Linked DNA regions of Homo sapiens: region 2 is linked to region 1. The links are chromatin loops, found by intact Hi-C in ENCODE. Cell type or tissue: IMR-90. All regions are shown on one strand. Each heading gives the region's core, and the rest is flanking DNA. Links, peaks and the distances in the headings are about the cores only.

Evidence for each region. Peaks named below come from ENCODE experiments on the same cell type or tissue, not always from the same donor. Only the 100,000 strongest peaks of a DNase experiment are listed, where the experiment ranks them.
Region 2: a loop joins it to region 1, with 3 times the contacts of the local background. A loop is called at or near these places in 1 of 110 quality-filtered maps.

Annotation. Positions count from the first base shown.
Region 1 is chr1:118,146,273-118,149,194 of GRCh38, forward strand. All of the region lies in intron 3 of SPAG17 (sperm associated antigen 17), which reads right to left. Among named protein-coding and RNA genes, the nearest start is that of SPAG17, 37 kb to the right of the region's middle. In IMR-90, for the core only: no CTCF peak of the experiment used is centred there; a DNase peak (open chromatin) is centred at 1,449; H3K27ac peaks cover 335 bases.
Region 2 is chr1:117,966,112-117,969,033 of GRCh38, forward strand. It overlaps WDR3 (WD repeat domain 3), which reads left to right. Exons shown (of 27, transcript NM_006784.3): 27 at 1-432. SPAG17 (sperm associated antigen 17) reads right to left here. Exons shown (of 49, transcript NM_206996.4): 47 at 498-642. Among named protein-coding and RNA genes, the nearest start is that of WDR3, 38 kb to the left of the region's middle. In IMR-90, for the core only: a CTCF peak has its summit at 1,525 (motif pointing right); a DNase peak (open chromatin) is centred at 1,580.

The DNA of each region.
Region 1 (2,922 bases), core at 293-2,792:
CAGTTGGTTTTGAATGACTACTGATATTTTCCTTTTTAATTTTGGTCAGGACTGACTATACCTGTAAATGAACAGGTCAGATTTTCTATGTGGGCCATAAAGCATACATACACAGAAAATTATTTGTGCATAGGTAGCAAGTATACTTAAGTTCAGGCATGAATCTAAACCATGTACTTTTTCCAGTGTTTGAAATGTTTCCTCATAGATTTCCATCTTTAGGATTTTAAAGTTGCCATCAAAATATGTACGGAATTCATCTTTCCTATTTAGCATATATTATACCATATAACTACAAATGTAGTACACATTAATTCGGTCTTCTCTCATTCCTATGGCCTTGCTTGAGCTATTCCCTTTTCTTAGAATGCCCTCTTCCACATTTGAAAGTCAAGATCTACCTATCCAAGGGGTAGACCAGTGAAAGATTACTTGGTTGGTGATAAAGTAGAAAAACTTGGTGCTATAGGTTTACCTTTGGTTAAATCCAAATTCTTCATTTTGCTAGTGAGCAGACTTCCTACCTTCTCTATGCCTCCATTTCCCCGTGCACACAATGGAGATTTTATCTTTCCTTTTAGAATTGTGATGTGGGCTAACTGATGTAATATATGTAAAAGATCAAAACTATCAGGACCTTTCCTTTCAAATGGCAATGTTTCCACAAAAATGTCTCTGGGTCTCACCCCTCCCTGCCAACTACCCCAGCTAATGATAATCTCATCTTCCTTTGAATTCTTATACACTTTACCTGTCTCTCAAGAACTTCACTATTTTCTGCATTGTGTTATTCACTTACGCAGCAACTATTATTGAATGCCTACCACGCGCCAGGCTTATGTCCATATACATTTTGTCCTTTTTTCTCTCTAGCTTGTTCTTAAGCTTCCTGAGGTTAGAGTCTTTGCTTCTTGAGGTTAGAGTCTTTATAATATTAATATTCCTTCCTCTCTCTTCATCGTCTGATAGTGCCTGGCACTAGTGCTTTAACGAGTATGTTTGTTAATATTCGGTAAAACCGGCTACTATATAATGCAGGCAATAAGCGTATATTTTCAAATGTGTCCATATCCTCAAGTAGGATTCACATGTGGGAAATGGTGCTTATATGCCAGTGCATGGGTTCATCTTCATCCTCATTATTAAATAATAATGAGATGATAAAGCAGTAGCCAACATTCCTGAGAATATACACAAATAATAATATTCTGTTCTCATTCCCACATGAGTTCTTGAAACAGTTCCTAGTAGAGCAAAACATGCTTTCCAAAAAGAGAATGTGAATGAACAAATGAGCTGCAGCTACGTCTCTACAGAATTACATTAGCACAAATCTAAGCAGCTTTTCAAAGAACTATGGTTTATAAATAAAGACTTTCATATATACAATGCCATGGCTAGATGAAATTCTAAGGTTTCAGGGGAAATTACACAATCTCATAATGAGGCTGTGTGTACACAACACCATGCCATCCAAATGAAAACTTGAGCAAATCACTTAGGAATGTGGTCTTTGCTAGCCCAGACATTTGGAGTCATTATTGGAAATATGCAATGTGGCTCTGACACTATTTTACTACTCATGGATGAAGTATACTATACAGAAGTCTCACTTTAGTTTGCTGCTTCTAATCAACCACAGGCTAGGAAACCAGAAAGCCTAATTGATTAAAATTGTGTTTAAAATAAGAATAACTAGGCTTTGATTTAAAGCTAACGAGAGTACCCTACAAGTAGAAGTAAATACAGGTGTTTAAATGCATGGCTGTTATATCGTGAGTTCCTTATCTCCAAAATGGAGGTTTCTAAAAAGTTACCATGTAACAAAAGGAATTTGTTAGATTATCTTTTATCTCTTCTCCCACAGTGCAGAGTTTCCTTTGAGAAATGGGATGTTGCAAGACTTTCGCTCCTCAGGAGTTTACCACTATCAAGTGTCCTAGTGTGTCTGGAGTTGATTCCTTCCAGTGGGTTCCTCGTCTCACTGACTTCAAAGAATGAAGCCACTGACTTCGTGGTGTTACAGCTCTTAAAGTTGGTGCAGATCCAAACACTGAGCAACAGCAAGAGTTGTCACAAAGAGCGAAAAAACAAATCCTCCACACTCGGCAAGGGTACACGAACCTGCTGCAAGGTGCTAGCTCAGGTGGCCAGCTTTTATTCCCTTATTTGGCCCTGCCCACATCCTGCTGATTGGTCCACTTTACAGAGCGCTGATTGGTCCATTTTACAGACTGCTGATTGGTCCATTTTACAGAGTGCTGATTGGCCCATTTTTACAGAATGCTGATTGATGCATTTACAATCCTCTAGCTAGACACAGAGCACTGATTGGTGCATTTACAATCCTCTAGCTAGACAGAAAAGTTCTCCAAGTCCCCACCCGACCCAGAAGCCTAGGCAGCTTCACCTCTCACTAGTTGGTACAACCATGCAAGATTCTAAACAGAAATAGATTCATGAGCACACTGTCCACATGTCTCAAAGGTCCAGAAGTCCCAAGAGACTTTCTGGGCCTATTCCATGGCCACCACTCGCAACTACCATGCAGCTCTGCAGGGGTTGCCAGTGACTTTTCAATTGTCTTGGGATGAGAGGTACTAGGTAGCAGAGTGCTTGAGCAGGTCCTAAATGTGAAGGGACTGAGATGGGAAATATTCCCCTCTTCTCCAGATGTGCAACCTGTCCTTGGCTGATGCTGACAAGGAGCCTGAATTTGTTTTATGGTCTTTATTAGTTTTGCTTCAGCGACTGGCATTAATGAATGTCTGGTGCACCTCAGGTTCAGTCTCCATGGCACTCCACCCACCTTCTCTTTTCTTCTGGAACCATTCAGAAGAGTGTATGTGAGCGAGTGTGGGAGGCTTATTGCCCAAATGCTCCACTGGAAGAATGTGGTAGAGCCAGATGTGAAATGGACCC
Region 2 (2,922 bases), core at 303-2,802, 180 kb before region 1:
ACCTTTTAAGACAGAGTCCAATTATCCATTTTTATATATGATAAACTATTTTATACAGTACCTTGGAGGTAATAGGTTCTTGATATCTATCTAATATCTGTTTGGCTGAAGACACTGATAAGGAGGAATGCATGCATAATTCAGTGAATACCCAACCTTTATAATAATAAGGTATTTCCTATCCTTCCATAAAATTATAATTTTTTTGTGATAGATACTTGCTGTTTTATTATTCTGTCTGATATTCCGTAGATAGCCAATAACATTTACATTTATTCAATCTGAAGTTACTGCACATATACTATGTGTCAGGTATTTTTTTAGATTTGGCTAGGTGCTTTCAAAGATGAATGAAGATGCTCTTTGTCTTAATAAATTTAACTCTGATTTTGAAGATAGAATTAATAAAGTAGAGATGCATTTTGACTTCCATGTTTTCCTCACTCGTGTAATTTCTGCACTATATATGATTACTCAAGTTGAACTTTAAAGGATATTTGCTTCCACAGGTAGGAACAGAACCTCATGCTCTGTCATAATCTCGATATTGTGAGAGATGTGTGCTGATCCCTTGGCCCCATCCTCTCCAACAGCTGTGGCAAATAACTCTATATTCAGTTCTGTCTGCATACCAGCTGCCACCTATAAGACACAAGGTAGCTTTAGGACCAGACAACTCTGAGTTCAAACCTTGCTTTTAATAATATGAATTTGAGCAAGTTACTTAAACTCTCTTACCTTTGGTTTCTTCATCTATAAATTTGGCACTAACAAATGGTAGTTATTATAAGCATTTAGCGGAATTACTTCATAATGAAGGTAGAATTCCATTAAGTAAAGGGGAGCCAGGGTAAATTGTTGAAGGGGCAAACCAGGTGCTATTTAGGAAAAAGCATAAGGAAGCTAAATGCCAGGTTATTGGAAGTGGAACTGAAGGCAAAATTTTGCAATACTCCTAATTGTGCTAGTTTTTGAATGTCGGTAGTGACTTTCAGTAGTGAAATCTGCAATAGCGGCTACTGCAGACAAAGATAAATTTAATCTAATATAAATATAAATCAGGAGGCTGAGGCAGGAGAATTGCTTGAACGCAGGAGAATTGCTTGAACCCAGGAGGCAGAGGTTTCAGTGAGCCGAGATCGCGCCACTGCACTCCAGTCTGGTGACAGGGCAAAACTCCATCTCAAAAAAAAAAAAAAAAAAAAAAATTCATCTAACAGACTTGGTGACTACCATAACTTTCCTACCCTGTTCCTTGCAGGGGTGTCCAATATTTTGGCTTCCCTGGGCCACATTAGAAGAAGAAGTATTGTCTTGGGCCACACACAAAATATACTAACAATAACGACAGGTGATGAGTTTAAAAAAAAATCGCAAAAAAATCTCATCATGTTTTAAGAAAGTTTAGGAATTTGTGTTGGGCTGCATTCAAAGCCGTCCTGGGCCATGGGTTGGACAAATGTGACTTTAGGGTATTCCTAATGCAGGATGCATAAAATAATGAAACCAGTAGAGGGAGATAAAATTAGTTTAAATGCCCAACTGCTTAGTTTGAAAACCCGTGGAAGAGGATTGCACCAACAAAGAAGAAACCTGATACAGAAGGAAGAAGGAACACAGCAAGGCATGGGCGTCTTGCCTTGTTCTTTGAAAAGAACACTAGCCAGCAAAGAGAGAGCTATTTATGTTTCTAAGTTGCCTCTCCAGGAGGTGGGTTAAAAAGCAGACTTGGGAACAGTTATCTAGAAAAAAATAAATCTGAAACTACCACATGAAAAGCAATTAGATACAAATGGAATGTTTTCTTCAATATAGTTTTATAAATAGTAGAATTGGAAAATGTTTCACAGTTTTTTCAACAATGTACTTGTGAGCATATGCATACTGGAGGATATCCAGCAGCAGACCCTTCTCCTCCAAGTCCAGCAGTTGGAGCAGGGCTGGGTAATGATGAAATTCAGCATGAAGAGAGCTGGAATACTGCCATCATACAGGTTTGCCCAGGCTTTGAGCAGATTCATTTAGTGTTGGCAACTAACCAAGCTGAACGGTGGTTAGATTTACATATGGGGAAGTCTACAGATTATATTTTTTTTGCCAGAGCCAAAACCTACTATCAAAAACTTAAAAAAATAAACTAAAAAAACCTTATGGTATAGAGTGAGCTTCAAAGACTACGTGCTGGGTTTTTAGTACCTATAAAAGTTGATCCAACAGCCATTTTGGCTTTTGGCATAATCCCTACTTTAAATTAAAATGAGATTTGCTAACTTCCCAGAACAGTGGAAGAAGGGCTTGTTTTGATTTTTGTCTTTTGCTTTATGTTGTGAAGGTTCTGAAATCTTGACACAGTACAGTGATGAATTACTTCAGGAGAGTACTCATGAATTAGTGGATATAATCCCAAAATGTTTCTGTTTGGAGTTTCAGCCTGTATAATACTGTTTTCTATAGAGCATATTACAGCTAGAAGGGGCTAAGAAATAATCTGGTCTGAACTTTACAGATGAGGAAAACAAGGCTCAGAGCATTAACTGAACTGCTTGATGGCATAGTCGTGACAAGAAGCCAACTGACTTGGTGCTACACCAAACCAACCCTTCTGTGTGAGCCTATAACTGGGGCTGCTTTAAGAGCTTCAGACTCAGGGAGCATTGGGTGCTTGTTAACAGGACTGGATACTTTTGTGCACTGTTCTCACAGGCCTATGCACTCTTCGCATCTGTGATGAATGGGTCATACATCTGCCAGACTAACTCACTTCATTCTGTCATTCAATCACACCTCTCTTGAGTACCCACTATGTGCCTGGCTCTGTAAGCTGCTTACGTGTCTTACTCATTTTTAACATCCTCTGCGCCCTGACCACTTTAAATGGCATATGGGAGGAACTCAAAATTTGCTGAGTGAAGTATGAAGTAA